2 separate regions of the Homo sapiens genome follow, and region 2 is linked to region 1. The links are chromatin contacts, found by Hi-C or POLR2A ChIA-PET in ENCODE. All regions are on one chromosome and are shown on one strand. Each heading gives the region's core, a stretch centred on a gene start or an enhancer-like site at or near the end of the contact. The rest is flanking DNA. Distances are from core to core; before and after follow the strand shown. Region 1 holds the start of LINC02325 (long intergenic non-protein coding RNA 2325). Region 2 overlaps BCL11B (BCL11 transcription factor B).

Region 1 (6,314 bases), core at 2,186-4,685:
AAAGGGTAGGGTTGAGGTGTGAGGTAGACAACTTGTAAGGTGATTTCCAAGATCTCTGCCTCCTGGTATTCACATCCTTGTGTGAGCACCTCTCTTGAACGTGGGCTGGACCTAGTGACCCACTTCTAGTTAACAGGATATGTGAAAAGGGAAGGGATATCATTTCTGAGATTAGTTTATAAAAGATATGACTTCTGTCCTGAGTGCAACCTGTCTCCTGTTGTTTCCTTGCTTGCTTACAAGGATGAATCCTCCTGTCCTGTTGGGACCTGCCCTATGGAGAGGGCCATAGGACAAGCAAATGGGGATGATTCCCAGCTGGTGAAGAACTGAGACCTTTAGTCCAGCAGTCCTTGTGGAGCTGATTCCTGCCAGCAACCACGTGAGTGTGCTCAGAAGCAGATTCTGTTCCCAGTTAAGCCTTAGATGCCTGCAGCCCTTGATAACACCTTGGCTACCTTCTGCGGGAGACCCTGAAACAGAAGACTCAGTTAAGCTGTGCCCAAATATTCCTGACCTATGAAGCTGTGGGGCAATACATACTAGTTGCTTTCATTCAGCCACTATGCTTAGGGAGAATTTATGTGGCAACAAATGACATGAGGTATGTGTGGAAACAGAAACAATCCTTTTGTGTTGCTGTGGAGGTACAAGGTACCTGCTGTAGAGGCAGTCAGGATACAGCGTGGCTCTGAGACCTTCTTTCCTGGCAAACAGCTGGTGGAAGTCGAGAAAAGGGATCTCGCTGGGGTGGATGTTCCTGCGGCCTGGACATCAAGATCTGTCATGTAACATAAATCAGAGAAGATCAATGCTGCAGTTGTAGGGAGCTTTGCAGCACCATTTCCACCATGATGGACCTCAAACTTCTCTTCTATGGGATACATGGTTAGAAAACCACAGCTATGGAGGAGGAAGAGGGCAATAGAACCGTTTCTTGGAAGTGATGCCTCTCAAAGCCTAATTCTCTCAAGTCAAGCTAAGTCCCCATTCCTTCTGGTTTGTCTCCACCTTTCTCCTCTGCAGAGCAGGCTGCACAGGCATGGTCCCCCCCACATGCAGACATACCTCATTCCTCAGGTCTGCCCTGTTACCAGTTTTGTCGTGCATCTCGTGCTAAACTTACTTCTCAAATGGAAAGCTGCCTCAAGGGCAGGGTGGCACGGTGGAGAGGGCAGGGGCTCTGCATCTGACCTGTCTGACATCTGATCTTGGCCCTACTGGTTACTTGCTGGGCAGTCTTGGCGAATTTGTTTAATCTTTTTGAACTCTGGACTCATCAGCAAGAAAAAGGGAATGATAATATGTACTTTACAGGGCGGTTCTGAAAATTAAGCCAGACAAAGTGCTTGGGACGAGAGCCTGGGACGTTCTGACAGCAGTGTGGTTGTGGCTCGTGTCTGTGTTATTTTTCTGATTGTCTCCATGCAGGGTCACAGTAGGATTCACATGGGGTCACTTAGGCTCTGCCCTGGCCGGCAAACACTGCACTCATAGGTCCCCTCCTCAGAGCTCTCCAGCCCCAGGACAGATTGGGGGTGATATCAGGCAGGAGGACTGTGCTGGGATGTGACCCACTGGGAGGCCTCCATGTGGGACAGAGCCAGAGGCAGCACCTGGGCCGTGACACCAGTGCCTGGGGACGTGGTTTGCCTGGGAGCCAGGTGGAGCTGATCCTCCTTCTGGTGGGTGCTCTGTGCCTGAGGCATAGCTGGGCTGCAGGGGGTGGAGGACTCCTCATTCTGTCACTGCCACTCACAGGGCCTGGAGAGCTGTGTCTGTTTCTGGAACCTCTGAATCACAGCCTCCTTGGGTTCTTCTGAAGGCACATTGCACCTTCTAGAAGGGTATGACTCAGAAGGAAAGAGAGAAAAACCTCTACTGGCAAGAGGAAATGGCTGCAGTGTTTACTTTATCTGAAAATGGCACACGCTTTTATTAAGACATAAATGCCAGTGATGGATTCTGCTCTTGGCGTGTGGCTGTGCTCCCCAGCCCTGAGGTGAGATGGTCAGGAGATGTGAGACCCTACAGAGAAAATATTTACCATGCTGAGCTGTCATGAGACAGAGTAAGTGGGCAGAGGGCAGCTGGTTCCTTTGACCACCTCATTCTAGGGAAAATAAACAGGGACCCTGGAGCAGTCACTAACAGAGGGGAGCAAGTATCCTCTCTCTGCAGTAGAATCTCTGAAAATTCGGATAACGTTAATTGTGCCACTGTGGTGGCAGTGCAAGAAATTCCTGTTCATCCCGCTGCAATGATGATTAAGGTAACAAACACCCAGTCGGGAAGTCAGGCTCCGGCCCTGGAGAATAGTTGAGGATCGCCTGTAGCATATTGTTCCACTCTGCTGGCATCCTAACTAGACAGCTTTAGTTTTAGCATAAAATCCATATTCCAGACCTTTATGGAGCAGAGAGGCAAACTCCAATGCTGCCGTTGCAAGCATCAAACAGCATTAGAATGAATTAAGGAGATTTAAGACTCTCGATGCTGTCGGGGCTCTTCTCCATCCCCTCTGTTTTCTCCAAGGAGCTGTTTTAAAGGCGTGGGGGGCAAATTGGAAGAAGGGAGTGGGAAAAACGCAAACCAATCACGCTAACCTCGCTCCGGAATCGAAGTCTGACTCTGTACCACGCATGGATTTAATTGGGAGAGAGGTCTTTTAGAGACACTCTGGGTGGGTGCATAGATCAGTCTGGAGTTTCACAGTACGGCTTCTTCCAAGGTCAGAGCATGTGTCCAGGGTCTTCCCCGCTTCCTGGTGGACGGGAAGGCGTCTTCGGTCCGGTGGTTGACAAAAAATCCAAAGAGGGCGTCAGATGTGTGCACTCTGGTGTTTGGAATTTAAGTAAAATCTGTAATTTTCCTCCTGCATTTCCTCAGAGAAATTAGCTATTCTATTCACTGCATAAATTTTCAGGTTTTGCTAGCACGACACTCAGGGTGTTGAATTTTTTATGACAAAAATGCTGTAATAATTGTTGAACAGATGTAAGTGTTGGAGACTCGGCTCTGGCAGACCTCACGAAACCTCGATTAGCAATTTAACCCTGTCCTCCCTCCTGTCCGCACGCCGGGGAAGAGGAGTTGCAGTTTTGAATGGCTTCACTGGGATATGCACAAAGGCAGAGAAAGAGTTTTCTGGAGAGCAGGGGAAGTCCTTTAACGAGCTCTTATGCCCAGCCAGAAAAGGAAGAACTCGGTGCAGCCTAACCCTGAAATTACCACATTACCAAGTTGTCTAGCTGGGTGATTAATAAACTAATTGACACGGGGGACACTTGTCACTGGCGAAGCAGCTCCCTAGCCAAAGCGAGGAGCAACTACATAGCGTCTCCCGGGGAGCTGGGAAGTGACAGTCTACACCCGCTTCCGGGCTCCCCGTGACATAGGCCAGCCGGGCCTCCATTTACACCTCAAAGCAAAGTCACAGAGGGATCCGCCCCTTTCCTGGCTGCCTACACAGAAAGCAGCCATGGGAGACTTGCCGAGGACTTTGTCCACCAAGTGATGAAAGCATGCAAATGCCTCCGAATCAAAGGTAAATCAAAAGAAAATGGCAGCCCGCAAGAGGAGGCGGCGGTGACAGCCCGTCAGCCGTACAGCCACCCGACAGGCCTGGTGGCAGCGTGGAGGCTGCCAAGAGAACCGCCTGAGGAGGCTGCCGCCAAGACAGATGTCACGGCGAGGAGGGCGCGCTTCCGTCGCTTTCGGCGGGGCCTCATGGAGCAGGAAGTGGTACTACATGTGCCACTTAAGAGAATAATAATACTAATAAAACTGGGCGTTGTGAAGGGGGAGAGGTGGGGGAGAAAGGCTGGTTAGAGAGAGAGAGAGAAGAGGGGAAAGGCATGTCACAGTGTTTGGTAAAGGAGGAACTGAATTGATGGCCATCCTGAAGTTTGTGTGTGTGCGCACATGTGCGTCCTTTAGCAGGCTGGCTTTCCCTAGGCGCTTACAGCATCTTGAGAGGCATTGTGCTGGTGGAGACGTGGGGTTCTGGTGACAGCTGTGTCTTTGCAAGAGAGGAGAGGTGACCACAAGGCCACAGAGGTCCTCTAGTTTTTATAGCCCTCTTTTCTGCCTTTCCTGGAAATTGACTTTTGGTTTCCTGCCAAGATTGGGTTGCCCATTATACAAAAAAGCAGACTCCTGCTTGGGGCATTGCAGAGTTGCAGAGATGGAGGGAGACAGAGGCAGGTGAGGAAAGCCTCAATGTCTGATTTTCTCTGTGTCTGCCTCTGTGTTATTTGCGGATGGGTCGTGAGCCCCAGCCCAGCAGCCCACGATATTCGGACCTTAAGTACTGAAAATAACCTACTCCCCTTTTCATGGGTATTTTAAATTAAAATTAATATATAACAGGCCAGGTTTAGTGGTTCACGCCTGTAGTTTTCAGCACTTTGGGAGGCTGAGACAGGAGGATCGCTTGAGCCCAGGAGTCTGAGACCCACATGAGCAACGTGACAAGACCCCATCTTTACAAAAATAAGAAATAAAAAAAATTAGCTAGGCATGTTGGCATGTGCCTGTGGCCCCAGCTACTTTGGAGGTTGAGGTGGGGAAGATCACTCGAACCTAGGAGGTTGAGGCTGCAGTGAGCAGTGATGGCACCACTGCACTCTAGCCTGAATGACAGGGCGAGACCCTGACTCAAAAGAAAAACGTGAGTGTGTATGTGTATAATAATAATTACATATATATATATAGCCATTACAGCAAGAATGTCCAACATAACAGCTCTTATGTGTTTTTTGTATGTCAAGTTTTTCTAAAAATTGCTGACTTTGAGGTGAGACTTCTGTTTTACCTGTGCTCTGAGCAGGTGTTTGGGCTGCATGTTGGGAAATCCAATCCCAGAAATTGTGTAAAAAATAAACTATGTTTTTTTAAATTCTAAGATGATTAACTTTTGTCTAGGAAGTGATTGCAGATAGGTTCTTAGCCATAAATGTATAAAATTGTCATAAACCACAACATATTGATTTGATCATAAGAAATTCACTTTTCTAAATGTCCCCCCTCCTCTAAAAAGCATTTGGGAGTAATGCAGTCAATATAACAAAGAGTCTAAAGATATAATGTCCAAGTGCCTTGGAGGTGAAAGACCTTACACTTTATCTTATTCTTACCATTCCTACCCCAGCTGCATTTTATAAGCAGGAGAGTTGCTGGCTTTATAGTGTAGGAACAGTTTTAGTGCCTCTACCATTATCCCATTTTTGCAAATACTTCCAGAGGAAGTAATTCTGAGATTGCTGAAAATTCTCATAGGTGTAACTATGTGATAAGTCCTTCAGGGCAGAGAGAAGATGGGTAGAATTAGCCCAGCCTGGTGAAGTGTGAACAGGATGCCCATGGGTGAGAATCTGTCCTGGGTCCAAATAAAGCCTACACAGTTGGATGTGTGACCCTTAGCATCTCCGAGGCTGAATGATAACCCTCCCTACAGCAGCATGGCCAGTGTTAAAATGTACAGAAAGCTCACATTGCAGCAGGTGATGTCGGAAGGGCTTCATCAATATGTGCTGTACTGAGCATCATAAAGCAATCAGGCGCTGGTAACTGAAATCCTGGGATGGGCTCTATTTATAATTTATTGTACACTTAGTTTAAGTGTAATTATATATATATATATATATATATATATATATATATATATGGTTTTTTGTTTGTTTGTTTGTTTGGTTTTTTTACAAAGTTTTGCTCTTGTCACACAGGCTGGAATTCAGTGGCATGATTTCTCCTCACTGTAACCTCTGCCTCACGGGTTCAAGCAATTCTCCTGCCTCAGCCTCCCGAGTAGCTGGGATTATAGGGACCTGCCACCATGCTCAGCTAATTTTTGTATTTTTAGTAGCGATGGGGTTTCACCATGTTGGCCAGGCTAGTATTGAACTCCTGACCTCAGGTGATCCACCCACTTTGGCCTTTCAAAGTGCTGGGATTATAGGCACGAGCCACTGTGCCCGGCCGATATATTTCAAAGTCTAAATAAAATGCAATGGGAGACTGACATTCACTTTTAATACCATTTCACTAAAAGTTACCATTTAAGGGGATCATCCCTGTGGTGGTTCAACCCAGATGTTCCAGATGTTTCTTCCTTTTTCATCCATGATCTGCTGGTTCTCTTCACAGTAGCACTTTTGTTTTATTTTTAATATACTGTACATTAGTCTATCACTGGATAAGCATTTTTTTCTTGCAGCAAGTTCCTTATTCCTAAGAGCAAAATGTCCTCAATCTTTAAGTCAGAATTTAAGCACTTTCCTCTTCAAATATCTGTAAAAAAGATTGTCTTCTTC
Region 2 (6,314 bases), core at 2,021-4,520, 1.8 Mb after region 1:
CGCCTCCGCCCGCCCCTCGCCGCCCGGCTCAGGCAGCTGCTCCATTAAGCCCCCGAATTATGCATGGACCTTGAGCCCTCTCGGCCCTCCCGCCCCACCAAGGCACAATCAACGTGCGCAGCGGGCGCGGGTCAAAGAGAGAGGGAAGGAGGTGGACGATGGGCGCAAGGCCGTGGGCGAATCAGAGGCCGGCGGCCAGGCGGGGGCCAGGCGCGCCCGCAGGCCTGGGAACAGTGCCGAGGAGCCTCCCGACCCGGCCAGGGCCAGCCGGGAAAGGGGCACCGCTCGCAGGGGAGGCCCCCGCGCAGTTTTGAAGTTGCCAAAGTGTCCGCGCCGTGCCGGGTGCGGGGTCCGGGAGATGCAGCCGCCCCCGCGGAGCTCTGCGCCCCTGGCCTCGGGGAAGGCCATTGTGTTCTCCTGTGTGGCAATGAAGGGGGCTATGGACCCCAACCATTGAGCCCTTGGAGGGAGGGGCCTGAAGACCCCTCGGGCAGGGCGGGGGAGGCTGTCTTGCGGGCGGCGGAGAGGATGGGTATGATTTGCTCGGGATAGGCACCGTCGCGGGGAGGGGAGGAGGCCAAGCTTGAGGAGGGGCTGCTGGAGATGGAAGGAAGTGAGAGGAGACTTGCAAGTTGCAAACGTCGGGGAAACCGGAAAATTGCAGTAGCGGGGAGGCAGGTGGCGCCCAGAGGTTCGAAAGCAGAATTGGGAGGACTTCGATGTCCACCTCGCAGACAGTGACCCAGGCCCCAGAGGGCTCCGCAGCCTGGAGCCTCGCGTCCCGCCTCCCCGCAACACGCTGTTTTCAGCGTTCCAGACCACAGCGCTGCAGTCTACGCTGCCCTGACGCTGGAGTGTGGACCTTGTTTTGCTCCTCGGGGCCCGTCTGTTTCTGGAAATGACTTCTTTCTCTCTTTCCCCTTCTCCCCAAAGCAAAGGCCAGGTCAGGAAAATTATATACTTCGTTTTCCCAACAAATAAAGTCGCCTAGTTTGCAGGGAAAGTTTTACAAGCCAATGATGCAGAGAGAAGACCACACTGTTTAGCTTTCTTAATTGGCTGGCTTTGAACTTGAGGTGGGAGGAGAAAAGAACCCGCTCCAGCCCCAGGAAAACTTAGTTTTGCTGGGTTTACCAACTCCAACAGTTTTTAGCCAGCTGCTGAAGGTGGCAGGGAGTCACTGAAGGTTTGTCCCATTTTCTCCCGAACAGAGAAGAATTCAGACAGTTGTTGTCTCTCTGAGCCCAGGACAGCCAGTCTCTGCCCTCAAACCCCAAGGGAGGAGCCTGGAATCCCTGGTTGGCTGGCTACACTCTCCAGGAGGTGTGCTCTACCCTGAAAAAGGCTTTGAAATAAAGCCACCTTCTCCACTCCTTTCCAGGATGCCTTTGGCACCTGCAGTCATCAGGAGGTAGACGCGTGTTTTCTGGACACTCTTGTGGATTGGACGGATGGCTTCATCTGTGCCATATCACTAGAGGCACAGCCTAGGCACTGGGGCTACCAGCTCCTAGGGCTCTGTGCCTCTGGATTCATCTTCAGCAGACGCTGACCCACGCACCTGTTTGCCTGCACCTTTGAGGTTGTGTCCACACCCGCAACCTGAAGGCCATGGAAGCTGCCCAGGCACTCAGCCCCCAGGGCAGGGGATGGGGGGAAAACAGCCCTGATCAAACATTGCCTTGGCTTAGAGACAGAGCAGGCGGTCCTGGGCTGGGGGGCTCACCCTGCCCTTGGCTGCTGCCTTTTCTCCACACCAGGAGTGGGGGAGTCTGACTTTTCACCTCCAACAAAAAGGCTATTTTGTTACTATTTTTCCGCCCAGAGGAGGCTGTGGTCCCAGTTTCCCAGCTGTCTGAGCAGCGAGGGGCAGATGCTTTCCCAGACCTGTGGCTGATCAAGGGCTCCCTCCTCCCTCCCTCCCTGCTCTCCTCTCCCAACCCTCAGCACAGACTCCTCCTTTCTGAGACACCCCAGGGCCCTCCAGACCAAAACCAGCGGACCAGCAAGAAGGCGTCAAGAAAACTCAAAAACAAAATAAAATGAAGCCTCGGGTGCCTTGCCTTCTCCAGCAAGGCCTCTTCTTCCCTGGGTCCAACTCGAGGCTTGCAAGTCCTGATCACACCCTCCCCTGAGGAGGCTCCCACTCCCTGTGTGCCCAGAGGTCACTGGCCGCCCCCAGCAGGCTCTGGGCCAGGGTGGGTCCAGATCTTGCAGGGCCCGAGGTTTATACAATTCAGGGTACACTCATCACAAAGAAAAGAATGCCAAACCACACAGGGACATTAGGGACAGGGCCTGGTCACACAAGGGGCTCTGAGCTTCAACTGTTTACCTCACGGTGAGTGGACCAAATTCTCCCATAAGGATCTTCACAGCCTGGGGCAGAAAGACCTAAGCTTTCAATCTAACAGTTTTCATTTTCACCACCAGTTTCTTCAGAGAAAACTGACTCCTAAGCCTCATTAATGTGAAAAATGAGGAAAGTTGGGGGAACTACTGGGTGGGAAAGGAATTGAGGTGGGAAATGCACGACCTTCTGCCTGGCTCTTGCAGCTGTTAGAAACCACTGGTGGCTCCATCTCACATTTCAGCCCAGCAGGCTCAGCCCCAGAGACGGGGAAGATCTGTCTGCTCAAGGTCACACAGCATGCCAGCCACAGTAGGATGCCATCCTAGGTCTCGAGCCAGAGTCCACTGTGCCTGCCTCTCCCCACTCTGGACTCAACAGGGCCACTTGCCTGTAACTCATGACGAGGTGGGGGCCAGCTCCTCCCAAAATGCAGTCAACATGAAACCACAGATGTGTGCAGGACAGGTGGGTGCCTACTGTCTTGGTTCTTTCACCCCACTCTGGAACCCAAGTCCCATCACCAAGATTCGACCTCAGAGTGGAAATCACTCATTGCCCAGCCAGGAGCAGAAAGGGCCTGCACCAGCCACAGTTCAAGAACACAGGATCCCACGAGGCCTGGGCTCCTGGGACATGACACAGTGAAGACCCAGGGCCTCCCTGGGAAGTCAGGAGCCTGTCCTCTTTTTTTATTTTAATTTTAATTTTAAGTTCTGGGGTACATGTGCAGGGTGTGCAGGTTTGTTACATGGGTAAACGTGTGCCATGGTGGTTTGCTGCACCTACCAACCCATCGCCTAGGTATTAAGCCCAGCATGCATTAGCTATTTTTCCTAATGCTCTCCCTCCCAGGAGCCTGGTCTCTAGGCGCAACTGAGCTGGTGACTCACCGGACAACTGTGCAAGGTACCTCTCTATGACTCAGTTGCCTCATCTGCAAAATGAAAGGAATACCTGATTTACCACCCTCGTGGGGCAGAGAGGTGGATGGAATGTAGGCACAGTTATGACCACAGTGAAGAACATAACTGCCGGAGTTGACACCCTGGGACCCTACTCACCGCTGTGTGACCTTGGGTAAATAACTTAACATCTCTGGGCTTCAGTTTCCTCTTCTATAAAGTGGGGCTGATATTAGCATATCATAAGGTCATAGGGAGGATTACACCAGTTAGTATCTGCAGAGTCTTTAGAATAGTGTCTGGCACACAGTAAGATCTAGTAAGTATGAGTTAAATTTAACATCAGGCTGGGTGCGGTGGCTCGTGCCTGTAATCCCAACAGTTTGGGAGGCCGAGGCGGGTGGATCACCTGAATACAGGAGTTTGAGACCAGCCTGGCCAACATGGCAAAACCCCATCTCACTAAAACTACAAAAATTAGCCAGGCAGGCGCCTGTAATCCCAACTACTCAGGAGGCTGAGACAGGAGAATCTTTTTTTTTTTTTTTTTTTTGAGATGGAATCTCCTTCTGTCGCCCAGGCTGGAGTACAGTGGCATGATCTCGGCTCACTGCAAGCTCCACCTCCTGGGTTCACACCATTCTCCTGCCTCAGCCTCCTGAGTAGCTGGGACTACAGGCACCCGCCACCATGCCCAGCTAATTTTTTGTATTTTTAGTCGAGACGGAGTTTCACCGTGTTAGCCAGGATGGTCTCGATCACCTGACCTCATGATCCCCCCGCCTCGGCCTCCCAAAGTCCTGAGATTACAGGCGTGAGCCCCCGTGCCCAGCAGGAGAATCTCTTGAACCTAGGAGGCAGAGGTTTTGGTGAGCTGAGATCGCGCCCTTGCACTCCAGCCTGGGCGACAGCGAGACTCTGTCTCAAAAATAAATAAATAAATTTTACATGAAATTAGGAAAAACTCCATCTCTTTGTTTCCTCAGTGAAAAGATGACCCCAAAGGCACAGGGTGACAGCCAGTCAGCCTTATTTCTATAGATTATCAGCAGAGCCCACTCCTAACAGATTCTAGACCTGGTGGTTAATTCATTAGCCAAGCATGCAAATGAGCAACAACCACTCAAAAAAGCTGTCAAATGCCTGATTAAAAAAACTTTAGTCAATACTAACTATTTACTGTCAAATAGACAAACTAAGAATAATAATATTAACTCAGGCTGAATGTTGGTTAAGTTCACCCCTTGGGAGCCCAGCTGCCTTTCTCTCTTTTTCTTACCTTATCTCTCTCTCCTGTTTCCTGAATTACTGCTGGAAGTATGGAACTACGTACATAAAACAATAAATAAGGCCTCAAACCTTAAGAGAAAAAAAAAACACCCATTTATGTGACCAGTATTGTCTGTCTTTTTTTTAATCCAATAAAACTTTCAACTACAATCGGTGCTGATGTCACCATGTTAGCGGCACACACTCTTGACTCTGGTTTGCACAGTTCACATGGCAGGTGGGTCCACCGCCTCCCTGGAAGGCCAGTGGGACAGGAAGGGCTCACCCCCTTTCTCAGCTGAGGAAACTGGGACTCCACCAGGGGAGATGGCCTCAAGCTACAGGGGTGGGCACCCTGGGATGGCAAAAAGTCACCTGTCCTGACTCGAGATAATTGGGGTCTGGACTCAGCTCTGCCAGTAACTAGTTATGTAAGTTCAGACAAGTCACTGAGCAGGTGAGAAGGGAAGAGTTGGCAGCAAGGTCCTTCCAGGAGGCTAGGAAGCCAGACCCTTCCTCTGGATCCCACCGGCAGGATCTCCATTATCAACAACAGCTAAAACCCACAGGAACCTGTTCTATGTATACCTTGTCTGAATCAAACCTTATAACAAGCCCAAAACACAAGGAACATTATCTCCAGTTATAGGTACCGAGACCTGGGGAGGCAAACAGTTGGCTGACAGTCACATAGCAAGACCCTGGCAAAACCACAATTCCACAAAATAAAACAAATAATTTGTATTTATGGGGGAAAAGTCTATGCAACAGTGAATATAAAATAAAAGAAATAATCATATGTATGGGAAAAAATCTAAAATTCTGGCCCAGGTGCACCTGAATTTACAGTGTACTTCATTCTTTGTCACCACCCATCTCTCCAATGCCCTCATTAGGAAGTACAGGACAGTATATACAAAAGCCACAGACTGAAGGCCATGGTCCCTGGGGGTCTGAGGACTTCTGGCTGTATCCACAGGGTCATATCTGGGATGGGCTTCAAAGACCATTTTGGATGGGGTCAGAGGTGGTGCCCGCCATCAAGGCCCCACCAGCCAGACAGACAGAGTTAGAATACCCATCCCCAAAATCCTCCACACCCCTTGCTATCCAAGGAAACTAGGCCTGACTGAGTCTGACTCTGCTTTGCTGTGTGACCTTCAGCAACTCCCTTAACCTCTCTGAGCCCCAGTTCAAAGTAGGGTTAGAAATATATATTTCAAGGTTGAAGAATTAAGTGAGATAACCCAAGAAAAGCATCTAGCACAATGAGGAATACCAGGTAGCGCCCCTCTTCCCCACCACCCACCAGCCCAGCCCAAACTCTGCCCTGTTCAGCCATCCCAACACCCAAACCCCAGCCTGAGCCCAGGGCCATGTCCCTCAGACAGAACACTGCACTATTCCTCGGTGCAGACAGAACTAATAATTAGCTGTCATGATTTAATAATAAAAAAAGATAATCCATGCCACAACACACATGGATTTAACGCATCTTAATTTGAAGGGAAAATAACAACTCTAAATAGATCAAGTGCAAGTTTTTTAAGGCAACCTGCGAGTGGGGTTTATCTCCAGTTTCCAGCACAAGCAAGTTATTTAGTTTCTCTCACTAGCCAAGCTAATATTTTTTTTCACGTTTATTTTATTTATTTTTAAAAGTCTGGAGAGAACATTCCCAAAGCAGCACGTAAATCCCTGGGCTCGTCAGAAGTCCTTTTCTCTCACACATTTTGCTTAGCAATGGGTCACTGGGGCCCCAAACCAAACCCTTATCTGTGCCCCACCTG

What was found. Hi-C counts contacts between places; a loop is a spot of excess contacts on that map. ChIA-PET counts read pairs that join two places held with the same protein, here RNA polymerase II (POLR2A). Pooled maps may share reads with other maps.
Region 2: a loop to region 1 is called in a map of breast epithelium, with 14 times the contacts of the local background. The contact joins the enhancer-like site here to the promoter of LINC02325 in region 1. A Hi-C loop is called at or near these places in 2 of 168 maps with a recorded cell type or tissue (breast epithelium and sciatic nerve) and 2 of 50 pooled maps. POLR2A ChIA-PET finds 5 or more read pairs at or near these places in 6 of 52 experiments (activated CD4-positive, alpha-beta T cell, activated CD4-positive, alpha-beta memory T cell, activated naive CD4-positive, alpha-beta T cell and 2 more).

The regions. Positions count from the first base shown.
Region 1 is chr14:97,455,381-97,461,694 of GRCh38, forward strand. LINC02325 (long intergenic non-protein coding RNA 2325) reads left to right here and starts at 3,436. Exons shown (of 5, transcript NR_110166.1): 1 at 3,436-3,547.
Region 2 is chr14:99,246,246-99,252,559 of GRCh38, forward strand. All of the region lies in intron 2 of BCL11B (BCL11 transcription factor B), which reads right to left. Among named protein-coding and RNA genes, the nearest start is that of BCL11B, 23 kb to the right of the region's middle. RefSeq lists an enhancer at 566-1,462. Within about 2 kb of position 3,271, at least 3 of the 41 ENCODE cell types and tissues checked have a DNase peak (open chromatin) inside an H3K27ac peak, as active enhancers do.